2 separate regions of the Homo sapiens genome follow, and region 1 is linked to region 2. A link is an interaction called in ENCODE POLR2A ChIA-PET data of the cell type or tissue named here. Cell type or tissue: IMR-90. All regions are shown on one strand. Links, peaks and the distances in the headings refer to the core of each region. The heading gives the core; the rest is flanking DNA. Region 1 overlaps SHROOM2 (shroom family member 2). Region 2 has its middle 14 kb from the start of WWC3.

What was found. Peaks named below come from ENCODE experiments on the same cell type or tissue, not always from the same donor. Only the 100,000 strongest peaks of a DNase experiment are listed, where the experiment ranks them.
Region 1: POLR2A ChIA-PET joins it to region 2 with 10 read pairs; 2 of 35 experiments call an interaction of 5 or more read pairs at or near these places.

What each region holds. Positions count from the first base shown.
Region 1 is chrX:9,895,876-9,908,357 of GRCh38, forward strand. It overlaps SHROOM2 (shroom family member 2), which reads left to right. Exons shown (of 10, transcript NM_001649.4): 4 at 1-823; 5 at 2,315-2,415. Among named protein-coding and RNA genes, the nearest start is that of CLDN34, 65 kb to the right of the region's middle. In IMR-90, for the core only: no CTCF peak of the experiment used is centred there; DNase peaks (open chromatin) are centred at 2,086 and 3,846; H3K4me3 peaks cover 529 bases; H3K27ac peaks cover 2,989 bases.
Region 2 is chrX:9,995,091-10,007,572 of GRCh38, forward strand. No RefSeq gene overlaps it. Among named protein-coding and RNA genes, the nearest start is that of WWC3, 14 kb to the right of the region's middle. RefSeq lists an enhancer at 2,426-2,805. In IMR-90, for the core only: no CTCF peak of the experiment used is centred there; DNase peaks (open chromatin) are centred at 8,681 and 8,981; H3K27ac peaks cover 201 bases.

The DNA.
Region 1 (12,482 bases), core at 636-8,635, 100 kb before region 2:
GGAGGATGGCACCGGCCGCTGGAGGGCCGGGTTGGGAGGTGGCACCCAGGAAGGACCCCTCGCTGGCACCTATAAAGACCACCTGAAAGAGGCCCAAGCCCGGGTCCTGAGGGCCACGTCCTTCAAGCGCCGCGACTTGGACCCCAACCCAGGAGACCTATACCCGGAGTCACTGGAACACCGGATGGGGGATCCAGACACTGTCCCCCACTTCTGGGAGGCAGGCCTGGCCCAGCCACCCTCATCTACAAGTGGCGGGCCCCACCCGCCCCGCATCGGAGGCCGGAGACGGTTCACAGCTGAGCAGAAATTGAAGTCCTACTCGGAACCTGAGAAGATGAACGAGGTGGGCCTCACGAGGGGCTACAGTCCTCACCAGCACCCCAGGACATCTGAGGATACTGTGGGCACGTTTGCTGACAGGTGGAAGTTTTTTGAGGAAACGAGCAAACCTGTTCCCCAGAGGCCTGCCCAGAAGCAAGCTCTTCACGGAATCCCGAGAGACAAGCCAGAGAGGCCGCGGACAGCGGGCCGCACATGTGAGGGCACGGAGCCCTGGTCGCGCACCACCTCCCTTGGGGACAGCCTCAACGCTCACAGCGCAGCGGAGAAGGCAGGGACTTCAGACCTGCCGCGGAGGCTCGGCACCTTTGCAGAGTATCAGGCCTCTTGGAAGGAACAGAGGAAACCTCTGGAGGCCAGGAGCTCTGGGCGCTGCCACTCAGCGGATGACATCCTGGATGTGAGCCTGGACCCACAGGAGAGGCCGCAGCACGTTCATGGGAGGTCCCGGTCTTCACCGTCCACAGACCACTACAAGCAGGTAAGCATGGAGCCACAGCCCCCTTGACCATCATCTTAACCCAAGGACAGGACACACCCAGAATGCAGTGGCTGACGCCAGGGCTACTCAGCTCCAGCTGTGCGAGCATTTACCTTTTCCAGATCTCCTAGTGTCCTCTGTTAGAGGTATTTGGGGACAAAGTTGACACCTTCAAGGCAATTTAAACTGCCATATTCCCGAAAACCCACATTTTTCATTCTCGTTCTCGTTGCCATAATCTCTGGCTTTAACTGAGTTTCCCCTTAAGTAGCTTGCTCCTACCTTCATACTCAGCAAAGAACTTGGAGGGAGAAACTATGGAAAATGATAACTAACGCCTCTGACATGGAAATGTGTGGTTTATGTAAAAGCTTAAAATGACATACAGTAGCCACTTTTCAAACACTGATGGATGACCTTTAATATTTATAGTATTTGGGTTTTTTTAGTATTCTGTTTTTTATTTGCAAGTATTTTCAAGGATTGCTCTGGGACAAAATGTATTTAAAACACATTAAGTGATTGCACTTTATTAAGGTGAGAGTTTTGATGGTGAGAGTTAATGTCCAGCTTTCTAGAAAACTGCATATTTCTTAGCCCTGCTTCAAAGTGAACAGTCTCTTTCTCTCTTGCACCTACCCCCTTTGAAAGCTTTTTCTCCCTATTACATCTGCACTTGCACATCTCAAAGAAAAAAATGTTCCACAATGATAGATGCAGTTTCTTTTTAAAAGAATCCAGGGTGGGTGCGGTGGTGCATTTGCAGTTCTAGTACTTTGGAAGACCGAGGAAGGATGATCACTTGAGGCCAGGAGTTCCAGACCAGTCTGGGCAACAAAGCAAGACCTTATCTCTACAAAAAAAAAAAAAAGAAAAAAAAAACTTAAGACAGGTGTGGCGGTGCCCAAGGAGGTTCAGGTTGTGGCGAACTGTGTTCTCACCACTATACTCCAGCCTGGGCAAAAGAGCAAGACCCTGTCTCAAAAAAAAAAAAAAAAAAAAGAACCACTAGTAATTTAATACAAGATACCTAATAAGTGCATGGAAAGAAGGCTGCTGGTTTGCTCTGTGGCGTCCCAGCCCTGAAAATCCACACAGATGCTGTGAGTGTTTATTTCCACTGTTGGATACCCTGGCTTGTGGCTATTCAGCATGACCTCTGAGAATTCCATGCTTGCTCTGTCAGGAGCAAAGAATCCCAGGCTCTGACGAGTACTAGAGCTTGAGGCTTCACCGCTGTAATTTGTGACCAGCTGTATTTTATTTTATTTCTTTTGGCCAATTGTGCCACACGGTTTTACAGGCTTCACGTAGGAGTTGTTTCCTGCCCAGAACAGAAGTGGACGTGGGGTCTTATTTCAGTCATCTCAATGAAATGCTTTGTAGAACTGCCCTGGCAAGGCAAACCCACAAATGAGGGCTTTCATAATCACAGATGTCCTGAGGAAGGCAGCTTGAGGACTTGGTGTCTCATTATGTTGCCCTTTGCAGGAAGCTTCTGTCGAACTGCGAAGGCAGGCAGGGGACCCCGGCGAGCCCAGAGAAGAGCTTCCCTCCGCAGTCCGGGCCGAGGAGGGACAGTCCACGCCGAGGTGGGTGAAATTTGGATTCAGAGTTACTGAAGAGGCGTCTGAGGGTGGGCTTCTGTACGATGGGTGGGTGCTTGGTTAACATGGCTAGATGTCTGGCTTTTGCCAAACCCAAAGCGGCTGAAATCCGGCGTGATTTCTAGCATCCCTGACGTACTGGAGGTCTGGGCAGAGCCTGTGCACCCTGCAGCCCTGCCTGGAGACACATCCCAGGGCGGGGAGGCCTTCTTACACGGCGGTGACATTTTTTGGTTCTTAAAATGGCTACTGTGTTTTCCGCACGGTGAGACTGCTTATGGAGACATAATGAGAAGTCCAGTTGAACATACTGGAGCTGCACGCTTTGCACAGAGCGCCTTATGGAAGGGCAGCTTTAGCTATCTAGCACACAGCTGTGTGCCTAGCCGCGGCCTGGAAATCAGAGTTGCCTCTAAGGATTGTTAGTAAGAAAGGAACAGGGCAGGCCTTCCTAAATTGGACCTAGTTAATGAGTTAATTTTGAGCTTTAAAATAGAAATCGAGTTAGTCACCTCCCAAAGAGAGGCTTCAAGCATCTGCAGGAACTGTGGCAGCAGCAGGAGATTAGAGCGTTTTGTGCCATAATTCCAGAATGTGCGCCGTAGCCGCTTAGTTGAGACAAGGACAGGGTTAGATTAAATACATAGTATAATCTGTGCTGGGTGTGGTGGTTCACACCTGTATTCCCAGCACTTTGGGAGGCTGAGGCAGGTGAATCGCTTGAGCCCAGGAGTTCAAGACCAGCCTGGGCAACATGGTGAGATCCCATCTCTACTAAAAATAGAAAAAAAAAAATTAGCCAGGTGTGGTGGCAGATGCCTGTAGTCCCAGCTACCCTGGAGGCTGAGCTACTCGTTCAAGCACGAGAATCGCTTGAACCTGGGAAGTGGATGTTGCAGTGAATGGGGATTGCGCCACTGCACTCCAGCCTGGGCAACAGAGCGAGACCCTGTCTCAAAAAAAAAAAAATAGTATAATCTTCCCCTTCATCACACGAGGAGGGCAGGCAGAGAGTGTGCGTCTCTACAGAAGATGTGGTGCAATCTTGTTTCAAAAAGGCGGATGGAGGGATGGGAGTAAATGCACGACAGGGTCCCCGGGTGTGGATTTTTCTGTCGCCTTGAGAATGTTGTGTGATTGCCATGACATTCACATTAAACACTGACCTCAAAACTCAAGGTTCTGTTGCAGAAATTACCAATTTAAAAGTTTGCTTTCAAGAGCCTCATGTAATGGGGTTTTATTTCATTTGGCCTTAAACAGAGCTGTTATCCTTCTACAAGGGGATCAAATATTTATGTGACTCTGCAACGACAGGATTGATATTGTGTGTGTGCTTGTGTAGGAAGTCTCTGCAGTTACTTAACAGACTCTGAGGCTGAAACCAAGAATGCGTGGGTCAGAAAGGCCGACGAATAATCCACCTACAGAATTTAGCTGTGTCTGAGAAGCACAATTAGAGCTTTATGACTGTGGATTCCAAGTAGGTCACGTGCCGAGCACCAGCTGCAGTCTGTTTTCCAAGCCAGCTCCCAGGCCGTTGAGGCTGGCCGTGCAGTGCATCGTGGGCAGTGCTCGATGGGCTCTGCACATGCGGGCCTTGCTTTGCCCGATGCCACCAGTGTATCATCTGTGCAGAGGGCACCCGTGCTGGTGAGAGTGTATAGCTCTGCTGTGCATGGAGGGGGTCGCCCTGAACAGCTGTCACGTGCAGGCTGTGTGTGAGTGAGTGAATGGCACTGTCGATACTGAAAGGGTCGAGAGGAAGCGGGGCCCCCTGCTTCATTCATCAAGGCCATGTCTCCCAGCAGACTGCATAACCACTCCAAAGAAATTAGTTCCAGAAACTCTCTGCTTTTGAGCTACCAACCCAGCAATTTTCAGAATTGTTGGGTGCGGTTTTTTTTTTGAGTGGTGAGGCGCGATGAAATTCGAGAATATGTAGGTTGAAAAGTTGTTTTCAACTTTTTTCAGAGACTCTTTAATTTCTGAAGGACCAGCAAGAAAGAATACACTTGAAAAATTTCAATGGAGAATAATAGAAGTCAAAGTTCAGGCAAGGGATTGTTCTTTGCCCACCAAAAAGAAAATCTAGAATACAAAGGTTTGAAGATACCCAGTGTTTTGCATAAGTTTCAAATAACGTAAACATGTCTGTGTAAATCATATGAAGTGCTGCTCTGATAATCGATGCGTAGCAAAAAGTATGTATTGTATTCTGTTTGGATAACAAAAGAATGTTGAGATCGGAATTGTTTTTTGTTGTTGTTGCTCATGTGAACCAAATAGAGATAACATTTTTTGTGAAGTTCAAGATCCTGTTAATATAAAGACAAGTAGGGCAGATTGAAGTGATGATACTTTTTTTTTAAGTTACATGATGTTTCAGAAGCTCAGAGGAGATAGAGCAAAGTGACTTCTGGCTGGGTTATGGGAGAAACAGGTGGCGTTTGAGCTAAAATAGAACTGAACCTGAGGGAGCAGACCCAGCACGTTTGCTTCCCTCCAGCTCTTCTGTCCTGAACAGCCCACCGCACCCCAGCCCCCACCCCCACTGCCATCAGAGGCTTCACCTCAGACCCACAAGCTCAGGCATCATAGCCAGCTGGAGCCTGCTTTGGGGAAATGCTCTCTCCTGCTGACTTGGGGCCCCTTGAATGCTGGGTCTGTTTCCTAGTGTGGCCATAACAAACTCCCCAAGACTGGGGGACTCAAACAACAGAAGTGGATTCTCCCACAGTCCTAGAGGCTGGAAGTTCCAGAGCAAGGTGTGAGCAGGGCTGGTTCCTCCTGGGGCCTCTCTCCTAGGCTTGTAGATGCCGTCTTCTCCCTGTGTCCTCACAAGGTCGTCCCTCTGCGCATTTTTGTATCATTTCTTCTTATAAGGACCCCAGTCCTATTGGATCAGAGCCCTCCCCAATGGCCCTAATTACCTAATTTTACCTTAATTACTTCTTCTAAGGCCCTGTCTTCCAATACAGTCACATTCTGAGATACTAAGAGTTATGGCTTCAGCACATTGATTTTGTGGGGCACAGTTCAGTCCCTAACACTGGGAGAAATGTCCCTGCTTCTCCATTCTACCTTTATAGTAACCACTTCTACCTGCTGTCAGCTCTCTCAGGAAGTGTCATCCTACCCTTGAGCTGATCAGGCTTTACGTTCATGACAGATGTGAAAGCCTTTAAGATGAAGGGAAGAGGGAGCTGTCACCCTGTGGGTGGCACAGAAGAGGGGCATTTGGCAAAACCTGACTGGAGGGCTTTTTGAGAAACCTGTCTGGAGGGTTCCTTGGCACCATGCAACTGAAGGCTGACAGCTCTGCACACCTTCTGGTTCAGTCAATCCATCTTTAAGAGTTTACCTTGAAAGTGGACATCCACTGCCCCATGAATGTGCTAACCTCTTCAAACTGGGATGGTTTGGCAGGGGGACAGTGACTCTTAAACTCACATCACGGATGTATTTGTACACCTTCACTATTCCTTGCTGTCTGCTGGGCTGGACCGTTGGCTCCTGGAAGATGGGATTTTACTTTTTCATTTCTCAGTACCCCGTACCTGACATAATTCCTGCACAGATTACATGCTCAATAAATGGTTGGATGGATGGAGGGACTGGTGGATGGACAGATGGGTGGTTGAGTAGACAGATGGATGGACCAGTCCTCAGGTAGATAGTTGGAGGGTGGGGAGGGTGGGTGGATGAATAGTTGGATGGATGGAAGGGTAAGTGGATAGATGGATGGATGGATGCATGGATGGATACATGGATGAGATGTAGGGATGCATGGATGGATAGATGGATGAATGGAAGAGTAAGTGGATGGATGGATAGATGGGTGTGTGGATGGATGCAGAGGTGTATGGATGGATGGATGGGAGGGTAAGTGGTTGGATGGACGAATGGAAAAGTAAGTGGGTGGGTGGGAGGATGGATGGATAAGTAGATGGATGGATGAAAGGGAGGGTGAGTGGGTGGATAGATGGATGGATAGAGGGGAGGGCAAGTGGATGGATGGATACATGGGTGCATGGATGGATGGAGGCATGGGAAGGTGGATGGATGAGTGAATGGGAAGATAGAAGGATGGGTAGGTGGATGTATAAACAGATGGATTGGTGGCTGAATGGATAAATACCAGGCTGACCTTCCTTGAGTTAGTCTTTCTTGATTGTGGTGAATAATCTTTCCATATTGGTACATTGTGTGTCCTAAAATTTTATTTAGAATTTTAGTTTACACACTAGTAAGTGAAATGGCCTTTATTTATCCTTCTGCACTAGCATGGCATTTGGAATCAAGAAGACATAAACATCTCAAAATAAATTTGGTAGCACAGATTTGTTTTGGGTATGAGATTTTAGACCTTGTAGGAAAGTTTAGAGGTACCACATTTGTTCGTTGCTCCTCAATTTCGAGAGGCCTTGGGTGAGGACTGTGTTCTGGGTGGCTCCAGAGACTGGCACTGAAATGAGATCTGGGGGCGGCCCCCTGGAGCTGTGGGTGCTGGCAGTGTCTTCCTTCTGTGCCTTCTTGCAGCCACTTCCGCCCCCGCCTGCAGGAGCCACTGCCAAGCACTGATGAGCTGGCACTGACCTCAGGCTTGTATTTTGTTGGGACAGATGGGAGGGGAGGCAAAGAAAGAGAGTATATCCTAAATCCCAATACCAGCTGCAAAATTGAATGCATACGAAATAGAGCTCTTTAGGGAAAAATTTGCTTTCATATAATATGTATAAACAAGCTAAATGAACCTGAGGGTCATCTTCCTGGATGTTTTCCCTGAGAGGTGACTTGGTGTACAGAGATTCATGTGAAGACCAATTTTTCATTTACAAAACAAGCTCCTTCATGTAGATTTCAGAATAAGTAACAGAGATTTATCATCCAAGCTCTCCCCCTCATTTGTCACTTTAGGGCAGATGTTTGCTTTCCCTGGCCTTCAATTAGCTCAGGGCAATTGAAGCTTTCCATTCTGAGCTGCTGTGCTAGGTAATTATGAATAGACTGTGCTGGATCGGGTCAGGATAAAAAGGTGAAACTTGATCTTGGAATTTTGTCAGGGCAGAGCCCAGCATTCTGCATAGCTTTGTACAGTGTAGTACTGCATGCTGAGCAGAAAGGTTCTTGTGCAGGGAGTACTTGCGGATGTAACACCCTCACCCCAGAAGGGATAAACGGTAGCTGTAGGAGAGAGCCTGCGGCATGGGTCTAGCGGACTTCCCTTTATGTCTTTTTTTGATGTTGTTTTTTGAGACAGGGTCTCGCCCTGTCACCCAGGCTGGAGTGCAGTAGTGCGACCTCTGCTCACTGCAGCCTCCACCTCCTGGGCTCACGTGATCCTCCCACCTCAGCCTCTGGAGTAGCTGGGACTATAGGTGCACACCACCATGCCAGCTAATGTTTGTATTTTTTTTGTAAAGATGAGGTCTCACCGTGTTGCCCAAGCTGGTCTTGAACTCCTGGGCTCAAGCGATCCACCCATCTCAGCCTCCCAAAGTGCTGAGATTACAGGTGTGAGCCACCACACCTGGCCTTGTTTTTATGCCTTACTTTGCAACTACAATTTCCCCTTACATTTATACCCATGGGGACTTTAAGAAACCCAGGACCGAGACAGGCGGCCACCCGTTTGTTTACTTTTTGGTTTGGTCGCGTGATTCTAGATTATTTAGAAGGAATAGCTTTCAGGTGATAGTTTATGGTTACAGGATTTCGGCTAAGGAGGAGAAGCGGGAGCAGGGAGGCAGATCCACAAAGCCCTCGTGTGGAGGGAGAAGTGTGCAAAAGGAGGGTGAAAGTGACCAATGCCCCAAGATGCCAGAGCTGAGGGAAGCCAGAGGGAAATGCAGAGGAAAATTTAACTCAGGCATCTCAGTTCTAGATGGGGCAGGTAAGCAGTCTTCTACAAACAGAATTTGTGTCATTGAGCAGGGCACAGTGGCACGTGTCTCTAATCCCAGCACTTTGGGAGTCTGAGGCAGGAGGATCACTTGAGTCCAGGAGTTCGAGACCAGCTGGGGCAACCTAGCAATACTCTATCTCTACAAAAAATACAACAGTTGCTGCCCCATGGTTGGGTGCCAACATACGTAGCTGTACTCGCACAGGATCCTTGATCCCTCATGTGACTCCTAGGCTGTGGCCTGAGACTTGCCTTTCCAGAAGAATCCAGCCCTGTGGAAAGCTGCCCCTTTGTTTCCCAGCAGCCCCATCCCTGGAGCCCCCAGCGGCCTCTCTTGGGGGAGAGACTCCCGTAGCACGTGCTGACGTGGCAGCCCCGCTCTGCTCTGCCTCTCCTCTGGCCTCCTTTCTTGTCAGCTGGCTGCGTTCTTCAAAGCTCTCAGCCTCTGGGCCGACCTTGGCTGCGTTCGCATGTTACGGGATCCTTTGGGGCTTTCACCTTTCTCCAGAGAGCTACCTGGAAACATAGATGTCCATTCTCCCCTTTAGCTTCTTCCAGCCTCCATTCCTCTTGGCTGTGTCCTAGTCCAGTCCTCCACCCAGATTGGGCTGAGGTGACACAGACATCCACCCAGAAGGCTGTACAGATTGATAACCGATTGATTCATTCAAAGGGTCTTGCTCTGTCACCCAGGCTGGAGTGCAGTGGCACAATCATGGCTCACTGCAGCCTCAACCTCCAAGCTCAAGTGATCCTCCCGAGTAGCTGGGATCACAGGCATGCGCCAGCACACCTAGCTAATTAAAAAAACAAAAAAAGTTTTTGTAGAGAAGGCCTTGCCATGTTGCTCAGGGTGGCCTCAAACTCCTGGCCTCAAGTGATCCTCTTGCCTCAGCCTCTCAGAGTGCTGGGATTACAAGGGTGAGCCACCACACCACACCCAGCCAATGTGTTCATTTTTAAAGTTTGACTTAAGAGTCCCATAGATTCAGTGTCTTATGTGGCAGTTAGGTCCTTGCAGTTAGTCTCAGAAATCGATTTAGCTCATCTGTTTTCTGAAGGCCCACACATTTGAAATAAAAAAGGAAATAGTTCTGAGTCACCTCCTTCTCAATATAAATAGAAAATGCATTCAAATATTCCCACAAGTTTTGTGTCTTTTAAATCTGCACAAACCCAAAGAATTCCTAGAGGAGGCCGCCAGAGCTAGCAGCACGTGTCAGGTCTGCATCCCACCGGGCCAGCTGAGCAACCCGCTTCAGGCCCCTGCATACCACACAGCTCACCACCGCCTCCAACGCCAGGAGAGTCCAGAAGGCCGGAGGGCGAGGGAGGACTGACGCGTGGGCGGTGACGGCGCGGGAGCCAGTGATGTATTTCTGCTTTGGGCTTTCTCGCACGTGGCACTTGGAGCACATCCTTGGGAACATGTCTGTCCTCTTTGCCAGTTTAAATTTTTGTGTGTTCGTTTCCATACTAGCTCTTAGAATCTAAATCAAGTGTTGTGGATGGTGTGCAAGACCATGGCTGTGTATGTGTGTGTGGGAGTCTCATTGACCACAGTGCTGACACAGTTTCCCTTGGTGGAAGTAAAGAGTAAGTTCAGGACTCCCCTGTAAATGATGTGCTCCCCATGGATGAGGGACAGGAAGAACATCAGGGTACCGTGCCAGCAGAGCTCTGTGCCCTGTTAGTCGAAACAAAAGTGATGGCTGAGATGAGTCCTTCTGTGGCACCCAGGAAACTTTGATAGCTGGGCCAAGAAGCAGCGGCACTGCAGTGCCCTGGGCCGCGAGCATCATGGTTTATGCTCAGCAAAGCCACATCACCTGTCATATAGACCTGACATCAGCTTTACAGTTTTGCTTGCATATAACTTGCAAATTTTGTTTTGTGTTTTATAGCCTAAGAACCATTAAAATAAGGAAACAGATTTTATATAGAGACATTTAGCAGTCTAATAAAAAAAAATAAAAATCACATATTGTATGATGCCATTTATATAAAATGTCCAGAATAGGCACATCCGTAGATAGAAAGTAGATTAGTGGCTGCCAGGGGTTAAGAGGGGAGAAGTGAGGGAGAGACTGTTCATGGGCGTGGGGTTTCTTTCTGGAGTAATGAAAATCCTCTAGAATCTGATAGTGGTGATGGTGACTGCTGTGATATACTAAAAACTACTGAACTGCGCTGTTTCAAAGGGCACATTTTATGATATATTTTATCTCAGTCTTTAAAAAAAAATCTCAACACTGGGAATCCATAAGAAAACTTTTTTTAATTTAAAATGGGTCTGTCAGGCAGGGCGTGGTGGCTCACGCCTGTAATCCCAGCACTCTGGGAAGCCAAGGCGGGTGGATCACCTGAGGTCAGGAGTTTGAGACCAGCCTGGCCAACATGGTGAAACCCCGTCTCTACTAAAATATTAGCCAGGTGTGGTGGCAGTCACCTGTAATCCCAGCTACTCAGGAGGCTGAGGCAGGAGAATCGCTTGAACCTGGGAGGCGGAGGTTGCAGTGAGCCGAGATCGTGCCATTGCACTCCAGCCTGGGCAACAAGAGTGAAACTGTCTCAAAAAAAATTAAAATAAATAAATAAATAAAATGGGTCTGTGCATTAAGCAGCTGTAGTTCAGAGATTGACAAAGTTTGCGGAAGATGAGATGATAAATATGTTTGGCTCAGAGGAACATAGTGTCCCTGCTGCGACCACTCAGCTCTGCCGTGATAGCGCAAAAGCAGCCACACGGTGACCAGGTTGCCCTCCCTGCAGGCCTGCTAAGAGGACTCTGGCTAGATTCCAGCCCTTGCTGGTCCCCCTGGCGTTGGGGCAGGGGGGAGGCGGGCAGCATCCCTACTGTCCCACCGGACCCAGCAGCCACAGGGGCCTTTCGCTTCTCCACATTCCTTCCTGCCCTGCCCTAAAGCAGGAAGCAAGACAAGGAAACCTCTGAGTCAGGTATGTGGATGTCCTCTGCAGAACTCGCCTGGTCCCTTCCTTCAAGTCATTTGTTTCTTTCTGTGAGTCAGCCCTGCCTCCTGTTTACCAGGCACAGGTAGTTTTACCTGTGGCTCCCTGAGCAGAACTGGAGCCGGTGTAACACAGGCTGTGTCTCTGAATAGAAAGTCTCCACACTGCCGTGCCGCTCTCCACTCTGTGTTTGCCCACTGTATGCACCAGAGCACCCTCCCGGCTCCCCTTCTCCTAAGCAAATCCCACACACCTGCATCCCATCCTTCCTCAGATCACTTCCGGAATCATCTGCAGAGTTTGGGTTTCATGGTTTGTGCGACACTCTCAAGCAGCTCACCCAAATCGGGTGGTGTCAGATGGTAAAGGGTTGAGGGGTCTAGGTCAGGGTCACTTGGAAACAAGTTCCTGGGGGAGCAGAGCAACTTTCTTCTCTACTTGGAAGAATATGATAAAGCACCCCTAGACTCACTGGTTTCGAGTTCTAGGGAAGCAGATATTGATGACTCAACAGAGGAAAGGATTGTGTAATCATTGCTTTAGTCAGGGGTTAGCAAACTATGGTCCACAGGCCAACTCTGGCCCCCTGTCTGTTTTTTTAAATAAAGTTTTATTGGCATGCAGCCACATCCGTTTGCTCACAGGCGGCCTGTGGCTGCTCCCTCTCTATAATGGCAGAGAGTTGAGTCATTGCAACAGATCGGATGGCTCCTAGGGCTGAAAATATCTGCCATCTGGTCCTTTACACAAAGGTTTGCTTGCCGACCATGTTGGGCTTAGTGGAGGGGTGTAAGGGATGGTCTTACATGAGTGTGCTTCCAGCACAGGGAGCATGGAACCCAGTGGCAGTCTGTCTGGATGTTTTCAAAGAGGCTTCTTTGTAATAGTTCGCGATTATCTTGCAACATGATATCCATCTCCCCATCCCTAGTGTGGTTAACTTGGGGAAGTTTGCTTTGTCCAAGTAGAGGGGGCTGTAGCTTGTTCACAGCCCAAGAATGCAGGAGCACGCAGGATGCTGGAGCACCAGCTTTTCTGACTTGTTAGTGATAGCCTGGGTTAGGGAAGGTTGTCCTTGGACCACATGGGCTGGGCATGCCCCTCAATTCATGGAAAGTGACTCAGAAAAGTTCAAGGTTTCACCAAGACTAAGAGGTGAGGAGGAAGTTCTTTC
Region 2 (12,482 bases), core at 1,397-9,396:
ACAAATTTTTTTAAAAAAGTGTTGTCGGCTGGGCGTGGTGGCTCACGCCTGTAATCCCAACACTTTGGGAGGCCGAGGTGGGCGGATCACAAGGTCAGGAGATCGAGACCATCCTGGCCAACATGGTGAAACCCTGTCTCTACTAAAAAAAAAAAAAATTAGCTGGCTGTGGTGGCGCGTGCCTGTAATCCCAGCTACTAAGGAGGCTGAGGCAGGAGAATTGCTTGAACCAGGGAGTTGGAGGTTGCAGTGAGCCGAGATTGCGCCATTGCACTCCAGCCTAGCGACAGAGCGAGACTCCATCTCTCTCTCTCTACATATATATATATATATATATGTATATATATATATATATATATATGAGAATATTACAGCCACCCAGTGAATCACTATTCCATTTTAATATGTGTTAATTTGTTGCCATCTTTGCTTCAGACATTTTTAAGAAACAATAGTTTACAGGTAGAGTTGAATGGTTCCTCTATCCAGTTGATTCCTATCCTTCCATCCCACATGTAACCTCTAATCTGAAGGTTGTGTTTATCCTCCCTATCCCTGATCACAGACTTTAACTACAAAAGAATGTTTCCTAAACAATACAGTATTGTTCTGAGTTTTAAAGTTTCACACATACTCACAAGAGCATATCCTTTATTCACTTAACATTATGATTTAGAGATTTACCTATGTTGACTTAGACCTAGCTGATTTTTGCTGTCCTACTATATAATTTATAAATATAATATACTTTACTAACACATTCTCCTATTGACAAACACTTGGTTGTTTCCAATCATTGGGAATCAATGCGCTTGGGATGGGGCAGGTGCGGACTAGTGCCACCAGGGGGCGCGCGGAGAGCAGGATTGAATGGAGACGTGCGGCGTTTGGCACTCCTAGCGGAGGAATGGCTGAGCCTCTGCAGTTTCCAGGATACTGCCAAATCGCATTCCATAATGCCTCGGATTTCAGTTCTGCCAGTAGCGAATGAGATCCCATTTCCTCACATTCTCGCCACTACTGTGGGGTATGAGACTCGGCTTTGGCCTCTCTGAGGTCAAGCATCTTTTTATGCTTATTGGCTAGCAAGGTTTTGTCTTTGTGAATTTCCTACCCAGAGCCTTTGCTTCTCATCCCGTTAGGTTTGTCTTTTTCCCATTGATTTGTAGTTTTTAAAAATATATTCTTAATCCGGAGAGGATCTCTACAGCAAGCACGTGGCACGTGCAAACTGAGTAATTTAAGGTGAGTTTAACAAAGGGGCTGTGTGGGGCCCTCCCTATCCACCGATTCCATATCCCCAGATTCAATCAACCAGGGATTGAAAAAATTCAAACAAAAGTTCCAAAAAATGTTTCATTGGTTTGTTGTTGTTGTGGTGGTGGCGGTGGTGGTGGTGCTGTTGATGAGGTCTCACCATGTTGCCCAAGCTGGTCTTGAACTCCTGGCCTCAAGCAATCCCCCTGCCTCCTGCCTCACCCTCCTGCGGTCCACAATGTTCCACTGTGGCTGATGTGTACTGTGTAGTTAGACCTCAGACGGTTGCATCTGTGCTGAACATACACGGACCTTTTCTTGTCATTATTCCCCAAACGATACAGTACAACAACTATTTACATAGCATCTACATTGTATTAAATAGTATACATAATCTAGAGATGATTTAAAGTGTACAGGGGATGTGCCTAGCTTATATGCAAATATTACACCATTTCATATCATGGACTTGAGCATCCTTGGATTTGGGGATCTGTGGGGCATCCAGGAACCCATCTCCCACCACCCTGTGGATACAGAGAGATGGACGACTATATTTCTAAAAGCAGGAGCAGGTTGGGGGCAACCAACGAGGGCTGTTTCAGTACGAATGGCTGGCAACAGTGGGCGACATCTCAGCACCCCAGGCCTGAAATGGCAAACAAAAGTGTTGGGTGACCATTCTCCCTAGATGTCTCAGCATTCCCACAGAGTCTGGTTGCTGGGAGCAAAGGGCCCTGAGAAGCTCTGGTCAGTGCTGATTGGAGAGCCACCAGTCTTGGGAGCTACAGATAGCATCTAGTAAAGATAGAGATCGTCTCCCTCTGCAGAGGCATTCCCACATCCTAAAGCCTTCTCTGTCCCCTCCCAGGAGATAAGGGCTTACCTTCCAGCGTTACAGCCCAAGAGAGCTTTTCCCTCAGCCCCTGGGCAGCGAGTGACATTCCAGGTCATGTCTATGGAGGGGAGGACGGCAGGTCATGAAGTCACCTCAAGGAAAGCTCCAGCTCCCAATTCAGGGCTCCCCTCCTGCGGCGCAACCTGCACAGCTGCAGGCGAGCACCTGGCCCTCTGCGTGGCCCATGGGAATCGGGATGGTGGGGACCAACCCAGGAGCTTGCAGAGCTACTGCTTTCTGCTGTGAAGAACACACAGTCTGTGTCTCTGAACCGAGCCCTGCGATCTTTGGTCAGATGTGTGCATGGAACCAGCACAGGCTACCTCGTTCCCTGGCAAGAGGGGACAATCTCAGCCCTTTCGCAGTGTCTGACTTCATAGGAATGCGCAGAAGGTGAAGTGAACTGTGCTAACAGGAGCCACACTGCAGTGGAGGCAGGCAGCCAGCTCTGGGCTGTGTTATGAGGCCAGCGTTTCCATGATGCCAAAGAGAACGGGGGTTTCCAGGGACTGGGGGAGGGCAAAATGGAGAGACGTGCGTCAAGGGGTGCAAACTTTCAGTTTCACCAGATGAATACATTCCAGAGATGTCATGTATTGCACAGTGACTATAGGTGACAATATTGCACTGTGTACTTGAAATTTGCTAACAGGGTAGATCCTAAGTGTTCTCACCACAAAGAAAAAAACATAACTATGGGACGGGGTAGATATTTAATTAGCTTGATTGTGGGAATTATTTCACAATGTACACATATATCAAATCATCAAGTTGTACAAGTAAGATATAAACATAAAATTTGTTTCTAATTTAAAAATTGTATAGTAATTTCCCCACATAACGGGGCATAGTGGCTCACGCCCGCAATCCCAGCACTTTGGGAGGCTGAGGTGGGAAGATGGCTTGAGCCCAGGAGTTTGAGACCAGACTGGGCAACATAGCAACACTCCGTCTGTACAAAAGATAAGAAAATTAGCTGGGCATGGTGGCGCACATCTGTAGTCCCAGCTACTATGGAGGCTGATGCAGGAGGATTGGTCTAGACTGGGAGATTGAGGCTGCAGTGAACCATGATCACACTACTGTACTCCAGCCTGTGCAACAGAGCAAGACCCTGTCTCGAATAAAACAAAACAAAAGGAAACAAAAAAAAACACCAAAATCCCCCATACTTACTTTGTTTGCTTGCATTTAGATTTTGATCCATCTAGAGTTTATTTAGTTGAGATGTGAGTTTGGGATCTGTATGAGACAGAGTAAAAGCTAGTCTGTTTTAGAAAGGAGATTCATAAAATTCAGTGACTTGGCCGGGTGTGGTGGCTCACACCTGTAATCCTGGCACTTCAGGAGGCCGAGGCAGGTGGATCACCTGAGGTCAGGGATTCGAGGCCAGCCCGGCCAACATGGTGAAACCCTGTCCCTACTAAAAATACAAAAATTAGCCGCGCATCGTGGCACATGCCTGTAATCCCAGCTACTCGGGAGGCGGAGGCAGGAGAATCGCTTGAACCTGGGAGGTGGAAGTTGCAGTGAGCCGAGATCACACCACTGCACTCCAGCCTGGGTGACAGAGTGAGACTCCATCTCAAAAAATAACAATAATAATAATAATTCAGTGACTTAAACTACAAATCTCACCAAGTGACCGAGGTAGACACTCGAGATCACTGGGTGACTTGGTTCCAAAGAGTCATTTGGGGATTCAGGTTTCCTCTTGTTTCCGGTCCACCCCCTAGGATGTTGTCCTTGTCTCTAGCTTGATGGTGGGCTGCCTCCATCTGTGGGTAGCAGCAAGTGGCAAGAGGAAAGAGAGCATGAAGGACACACACCTCTAGGATGTCTTAAGTCCTGGGCCAGAATCCACACCTCTTACTTCTACCCACACTCCATGGACAACTTTAACATTATAGCCACCCCCAACCACAAATGGGGCCACCAAATGTATCCATGTGTCCTGCAAGAAGGGGAGAATGGATTCCAGTGACGATGGATACCAGTCCCTGCCAGAGAATTCAGCACAGATTTTCTCCAGGTGGCTGCAGCAGAGTTGCTCAATGGTTTTTGTTTTTGTTTTGTTTTTTTTTTTTTTTTTGAGACAGAGTCTGGCTTTGTCGCCCAGGCTGGAGTGCAGTGGCGCGATCTCGGCTCACTGTAACCTCTGCCTCCCGGGTTCAAGCAACTGTCCTGCCTCAGCCTCCCAAGTAGCTGGGATTACAGGCACCTACCACCATGCCCACTAATTTTTGTATTTTTAGTAGAGATGGGGTTTCACCATGTTGGCCAGGATGGTCTCGATCTCTTGACCTCATGATCTGCCCGCCTCGGCCTCCCAAAGTGCTGGGATTACAGGCGTGAGCCACCACACCCAGCCAGGTCAATGTTATTGATTGAATCGTGCCATTTTCCCCACACATTCGCACCCCCACTTTATCATGTGCTAATTTCTTATGCTGTGTACTCATTTCAGTTCCCTTCTTCATTAGCCTATCTGCTTACTAATGCTTCAGTAATGCACTTTTTCAATTATGCCAGCTTTACAGTGTCTTTCAGTATCAAACAGACCAAGTCCTGCCTTTTCCACTTAGTCTTCTTTTTTGCAATGTTTTCTGACTCTTTCACTGTGTTTTCCATTTTTAAGATAGCTTATCTATTGGTAAAAATATATTGTTATACTATTTGGGATTTTATAAAATTAGTAGATTAATTTGGTGATTTCCTATTCAAGCTCTTCCCTCTGGTCAAGACTTCCTTTGAGTCTTCTAGTAGTGCCTTAAGTTGTTGTTGTTGTTTTTAAATATAGATTTTGCCTATTTATTAAGTTCTTTTTTTTTTTTTTTTTTTTTTTTGAGACAGAGTCTTGCTTTGTCACCCAGGCTGGAGTACAGTGGTGCAATCTCGGCTCACTGCAACCTCAACCTCCCGGGTTCAAGTGATTCTCCTGCCTCAGCCTCCTGAGTAGCTGGGATTACAGGCGCCTGTCATCATGCCCGGCTAATTTTTGTACTTTTAGTAGAGATGGGGTTTTGCCATGTTGTCCTAGCTAGTCTTGAACTCCTGACCTCAAGTGATCTGCCTGCCTCAGCCTCCCAAAGTCCTGGGATTACACTTGACTGGAGCCACTGCACCCGGCCTGTTTCTTAAGTTCTTAAACATTAGTTTATCTGGTTATAGAGTTTTAAATTATCAGGTGTTTTCTTTCAGCTGGTGGAAGATATTATTCGTTGCATTCCTGCTTCTTTTGTTACTGGTGCGATTCTTATTATCAAATGACTTCATTTTCCTTTGTAGGTGATTCTTTTCCCTCTCTTCTTGTTAAATTTTTCTCTTAACTTTTGTGTTTTGAAGTTTTAATATGACACGTACAGGTGTGGATTTGTTTTTGTTTATCTACTCTGAGAATTCATGTCTCATCAACTCCAAAAGAATTTAAAATAACTGGTTACTACAACCAAGTTTTAGTATTTAAGTTTTATTATCTTAATTTCTCAGGCTACTAATTCTCAAGTAGATTACGTTTGTTTCTGCCAGATACTCCAGGGACTGGACTGGGGCCCGTTTTTCCACTAATTTCTCGTCTGGAATTTCCATGCCACAAGGATGGTGTGCATTCACACTCCACAACTCCATGCATGGACTTGAGATTCTGTTTTCTTCTAAGATTGTTTTCCATTCCCTCCCTTGGAGTATCTACAAGAAACAAGCTTCCTTGGCCAGGCACGGTGGCTCACACCTGTAATCCCAGCACTTTGGGAGGCTGAGGAGGGCGGATCACCAGAGGTCAGGAGTTCGAGACCAGCCTGGCCAATGTGGTGAAACGTCGTCTCTACTAAAAATACAAAAATTAGCCGGGCGTGGTGACGGGTGCCTGTAATCCCAGATACTCGGGAGGCTGAGGCAGGAGAATTGCTTGAACTGGGGAGGCGGAGGTTGCAGTGAGCCAAGATGGCGCCAGTGCACTCCAGCCTGGGTGACACAGCAAGACTCCATCTCCAAAAAAAAGCTTCCTTGCTACTTCCCTGGGAGGATGAGAAGTTTGCCTACTCCTCCCTTTCATGAAGGAGGTGGTCAGTCCATGTCCCAGCTTTATGCAGGAGTCTCAGTTCCGCCTAGCTTCCTGTCTTATGGGGTCAACATCATGTCTTTTACTTTCGTGCTGGAATGAAAACCTCAGCCCTTAACAGTGAGTGTCTAAGTAGGGATACAACCCCCTTCTGACTGAGGAAAGGGATTTTTCTTCCTAGCTTGTCTGCGTATTTGATATTGGTATTCTATTTTATACAGCATGCCTATGTGTTTGGAGAAATATGGAGGGTAGGGGATGTATTACCCAATCTGCCCAGTTGCCAGAACTGCAAGTTGGAGTCTGTTTCCAATTTTTCAATACTATAAATAATGCTATGATGAATATCCTTGCCCATTAATGTTTATGCACATCTCTGGTTATTTTCCTTGGATAAATGCCTAGGAATGGTCAAAGAGTACGAACATTTGTAAGGTGTTTGATATATATGTGAGGCCCCATTGCCAGCCCTCAAAAACGCACCACTTCACATTCCCTGGAATTCCTGCTTTCCGGTGCCCTTGCCAACATTTGGAACCTTTAAAAAAAAAATCACCATTTAGTTAGATTTAAAAAATACTGTGAAAAAAAGCATAGTGTGAAAACAATATTTTTATGTTTATAACTAGTTAGAAAAAAATCAAGAGTTGGGCACAGTGGCATGCGCCTGTAGTCCCAGCTACTCAGGAGGCTGAGGTGGGAGAATCACTTGAGTCCAGGAGTTTATGGCCAGCCTGGGCAACCATAAATAGTGAGATGCTGTCTCAAAAAAGACAGAGAGAGGCGGGACACGGTGGCTCACGCCTGTAATCCCAGCACTTTGGGAGGCCGAGGCGGGCAGATCACGAGGTCAGGAGATCAAGACCATTCTGGCTAACACGGTGAAACCCCGTCTCTACTAAAAAATACAAAAAAAAAAAAAAAAAAAAAAAAAAAAAAGCCGGGCGTGGTGGCGGGCGCCTGTAGTCCCAGCTACTCGGGAGGCTGAGGTAGGAGAATGGTGTGAACCTGGGAGGTGGAGCTTGCAGTGAGCCAAGATTGCGCCACTGCACTCCAGCCTGGGCGACAGAGCGAGACTCCACCTCAAAACAAAACAAAACAAACAAACAAAGGTGAAAAGAAAAGAGAGAGGGAGGAAGGAAGGAAGGAAGGCAGGCAGGTGGGCAGGTGGGCACGGTGGCTCATGCCTATAATCCCAGCACTTTGGGAGGCTGAGGCAGGAGGGTCATGAGGTCAGGAGTTCAAGACCAGCCTTGCCAAGATGTGAAACCCCGTCTCTACTAAAAAAAATCCAAAAAATTAACCAGGTGTGGTGGTGGGTGCCTGTAATCCCAGCTACTCAGGAGGCTGAGGCAGAGAATTGCTTGAACCCGGGAGGTGGAGGTTGTAGTGAGCCAAGATCATGCCACTGCACTTCAGCCTGGGCGACAGAGCGAGACTCCGTTTCAAAAACATACACACACACACACATGCGCACACACATAAAATAAGGCTGAGTATAGTGGCTTACACCTGTAATCCAAAAACTGTGGGAGGCCGAAGTGGGAGGACTGCTTGAGCCCAGGAGTTCAAAACCAGCTTGGATGACAAAGTGAGATCCTGTCTCTACAAAAAATTAGCCAGGCATGATGGCACGTGCCTGTGATCCCAGCTACATGGGAGGCTGAGGTGAGATGACAGCTTCATCCCAGGAGGTTGAGGCTGCAGTGAGCCATGTTTGTGCCACTGCACTCCAGCCTAGGTGACAGAACAAGACCCCATCTCAAAAATAGAATAAAATAAAAATAAATAAATGCTACTGTGCACTCTGTTGAGCATAAAACTCAAGCAACACATCACTGAAACAGTGATTACTGTTACCTGAACTTTTGTCTAGATTGATGCTTCTTTTTATTAGCCCCACCCATTTCTCCCCTTCTTCATCAATGCTTCTTCAACTTAATGTGCATGGGAATCACCTGAGGAGCTTGTTAAAGAGCAGGTTCTGATTCTGAGGAGCTTGTTAAAGAGCAGATTCTGATTTTGTAGGTCCAGGGTGTGGCCTGAGAATACTCCCCGCATTTTTTTTTTTTTTTTTTTTTTGAGACTGAGTCTCGCTTTGCCGCCAGGCTGGAGTGCAGTGACACGATCTTGGCTCACTGCAACCTCTGCATCCCAGGTTCAAGCGATTCTCCTGCCTCAGCCTCCTAAGTAGCTGGGACTACAGGTGCGTGCCACCATGCCCAGCTAATTTTTGTATTTTTAGTAGAGACAGGGTTTCACCATGTTGGCCAGGATGGTCTCGATCTCTTGACCTCGTGATCCGCCTGCCTCGGCCTCCCAAAGTGCTGGGATTACAGATGTGAGCCACTGCGCCCGGCCGAGAATCCCCATTTTTAATGAGGATGCTGATGGTGCTGCTCTGTGGACCACAGAGAATGGTTGACTCATTTTGTTGTTGGCCACAATCAGACCACAGTGGAATTCACCCGGTCAGAGCTCGGTAACTTCCAAAGCACATATGGCTGCAAACAGCATTATTAGGACCTTCTATCAACACTTCTAGCTAAAGTGACAGAGTTAAACTGATCCTTTATAAGGAGCATAAATCAGTTGGTTAGTGATGAAATAGCTTATTGAGATGACAACCAAATCACACACAAATACACAGACACACACACACAAATCTATAAATGGGAGAGAATGTAAAACAAGGGCAGAAAGTTAGATTGAGATTGTGCAAAAACGAAAACACAAGCCCCTTAGCAGGAAGGCAACTTGCATCATATCAGATCTTATCAGCTTCAAGCAGACTCTGGAGAGGTGAGTAAGCTTTCTGAGTTAGGGTGGAATTTATCTGGTAAATAATATGGTATTTCAATATGGTTTGCCATTATTGACATAGGATTGCAAAGATAAGTTTGTAATTTTTTTACACGAGCACATTCATCTGGACATTGTATGACCTTTCGGAAGTGTTGATCATAGCCTTCAAGAGTGTTGTGTGTGCACAAAAAGGGATTTATTCAGGTTTACAAATTTCACAGTCAATTTATTTGAGTTACGAGTTCTAATGCCTAGTTTTCCTTTAACCTTCTAAGTTCAGTCTAGAAATCTTATTATTCTCTTTTCTTTTTAAATTCTATTTTAAGTCCAGCAAATAATAGCAACCACTTTTAAGAGGCCTTTGGAAAATACTTGACCCTATTTACAAATTTAAACACCTTCATGCATTTTAAAATATATTTAAAACTTGTAACAGACTACACTCAATTCCCTTCTTAATTGCTTCAGTTGTCTCAATAAACAAATACATTCCCAAGTTTACAAATAACTCTTTTAAATTTAATGAATTAAATTGACATGGTGAAACTTAAGTTCTCTTAGAATGTTCCAACACTGTATATAATTTAGTTTTCATGAGCCTCCAGTCAGTGACAAGAAAAAAAATAGTTTTCAACTAAGATCACAAGATTACTCAATTATACATTTTACAGTGATTTCCAAAGCTTAGAAATTCTTTTAAACTTTATGAATACATGGAACATCAAATACGCACAGATTCTTTCTGCATTCCGAATATGAATCCTACAGTTTTGATTCTCTTAAGAGTTGCTGTACTTTCCCTAAATCCTCCTGGAGCTGAAAGATTCACCCTCTTACAGCTGACCGTTACCATCCTAGTGACTGAGCCGGTATACACACCCAAGATTTGGGCTGCACCCTGACTAAATTCTTGTCAATGACCCTAATGGGGTACTTGAACCCTACTCATAATTGCTATGTCCCTGATGACATAATTTACGGGAGTTGCTCTCGAGGCTCCTAACCCTTAGTTTTAAGTCACACACGTTATTGATTCTTCTACATACACCTGGACATTTGTAGGCTGACAGCATAGATCACTTGAGATTTTGTATTTATCTGGTTCTTAAGATGTGTATTTTTCCCTCCAGCTCTAAAGACCTTTGCGCTTAAAGGAATCCTAAGATAGATAGATAAATGTCCTTTCTATTTGCTAATGAAGGCCTTTGGAATCTGTGGAATCTTTCTAGAGGCTTTAATCAGATTTGGGTTTTGGGGAAGGATTTTCTTGTAGGTGGTGGTGTTTTCTTCCCTAAAGGCACAGCATGTCTGGTGTCTCTCTTTTTGTGATGACAGCAGGAAGATATCTTTTTATGAATACTCCAAATAATATTCAATTTTGGATACCTCAAAAAATGGCCTTGTCTGAGCCGTGGTCACCGATTTTGAGGTCATTTATTGACAAGAAGGTGTGATGTTAGCGATTAACAAGATAATCCTTTATTCATTTAAGAAATATATCTGGATTACCTGCTCTTTGCAGATAGACAGTGGAGAATGAAACATGGCTCTTTTCCTCCTGTTGCTTCTTGCCCAGGATTTCTCAGCCTTGGTGCTATTGACGTTTTAGGCTGGTAAGTCTTTGTTGTCCAGTGCCTTGAATGAGGTTTAGCAGCCTATAATCAGTGTCCTCTACCCACTAGATGCCAGCAGCACCGCCTCTTCCCTCTCCATAGTCTTGACAATCAAAAATATCTCAGATATTGCCAAATGTCTCTGGGGGGCAAAATCACCTCGTTGAGAACCACTGTTCTAGTCGAGTAGGGGAGAAGAGATATTAACAAGTAAGCACAAATACAAATTCAGTAGGGGTTATTGGCTCATGCCTGTAATCCCAGCACTTTTGGAGGCCGAGGAGGGCAGATCACCTGAGGTCAGGAGTTTGAGACCAGCCTGGCCAACATGGTGAAACCCCGTCTCTACTAAAACTACAAAAATTAGCTGGGCGTGGTGGCGGGTGCCTATAATCCCAGCTACTTGGGAGGCTGAGGTGGGAGAATCGCTTGAACCCAGGAGGCGGAGTTTGCAGTGAGCCGAGATTGCGCCATTGCATTCCAGCCCGGGTAACAGAGCAAAAACTCTGTCAAAAAAAAAAAAAAAGAGAGACATGACGTGCTACTGTGAGAAATCCTGGTGTCTTAGTCTGTTCTGTCTATAATAAAGTACCATAGAGTGGGTCTAGCCATCTTTCTTTTTTGTGATGTTAGCAGCCAGTAATGCTCAAAGCTGAGATCTAGTCAACCCTTGTAAGTTCTATTTGTTCATTCTAACTCTAATTTCATCACTCCTTTAGGATTATCTGGAATGCTTCTATAAAGAGCCACTTTGCTCATCTGCAAGTTGGATAGCCAGGGATCCAAGGTAAATCTGAACTTTGGGCAACTCATGGCCAATGTGGGCATTTGTGGTTTGCCTCTGGTCTACACTGGATATGGCTGCTACAGTTTACGGCATGTACTTGAGAGGTCCAGCATGTCATGCCTGGGGCTCCTGGGTTTGGTGGGATCTCTGGGGGCTTTCATGGCAGGCTTCTGTTTCCTGTGATTTCCCAGCACTGATTGGGACCCTGTGAACAGAGTTCTATAGACTCTGTTCCCTACTGAAGCAGCAGCAGGAGCCTGGGGGCAAGGTTCCAGGCATGTTAGTTTCCTAGCGCCACTGTAACAAAGGACCACAAACTGATGGCTTAAACCTACACAAATGGATTCTCTCACAGTTCTGGAGGCCAGAAGCCTGGAATGCAGGTGTGAGGCAGGGCCACTCTCTCTCCGAAGGCTCCAGGGTAGAATCTGTTCCATGCCTCTCTCCCAGCTTCTGGTGCTTGCCAGAAATCCTTGGCATTCGTTGCCTTGTGGCCTCATTACTCCAATCTCTGCCTCCATTTTTACATGACCCTGGTGTCTGCGTTCCTTCTGCCCTCCCTTATGATATGACACCAGTCATATTAGATTAAAGGCCCACCCTACTCCAGTATGACCTCATCTTAAGTAACTGCATCTACAAATACCCCATTTCCAAATAAAGCCACATCCACATGTACCCAGGGCTAGGCCCTCAGCGTATCCTTTTTTTGGGTGGGGGAGCACAATTCAACCCCCAGCACCAGGGACCCAAGAGAGTCAAGAGCAGTGGAGGTTCTTCCTGCCAACGGGGTCATGCTGACCTCGGGGAAGTACCTGGGCTGGCAGAGAAGGCTTGGGCAGCAAGTAGTTTGATTTGCAGGGACAGAGTCCCATTCTCAAAAACAATCTCCTCTGCTGTCACTGAAAATTGTTGTTTCTTTGGAATTTTCAAAGGTCACCTGACTAGAAGTGAAAGGTATGGACAGAGCCGGCTTCAAAGGCTGCTGCCTGTGCAATTGTACAGGGTACTGTGCTCCAAAGGGCTTGTGCTTATTGTAGTGGTCCACTGTTACCATCTGGA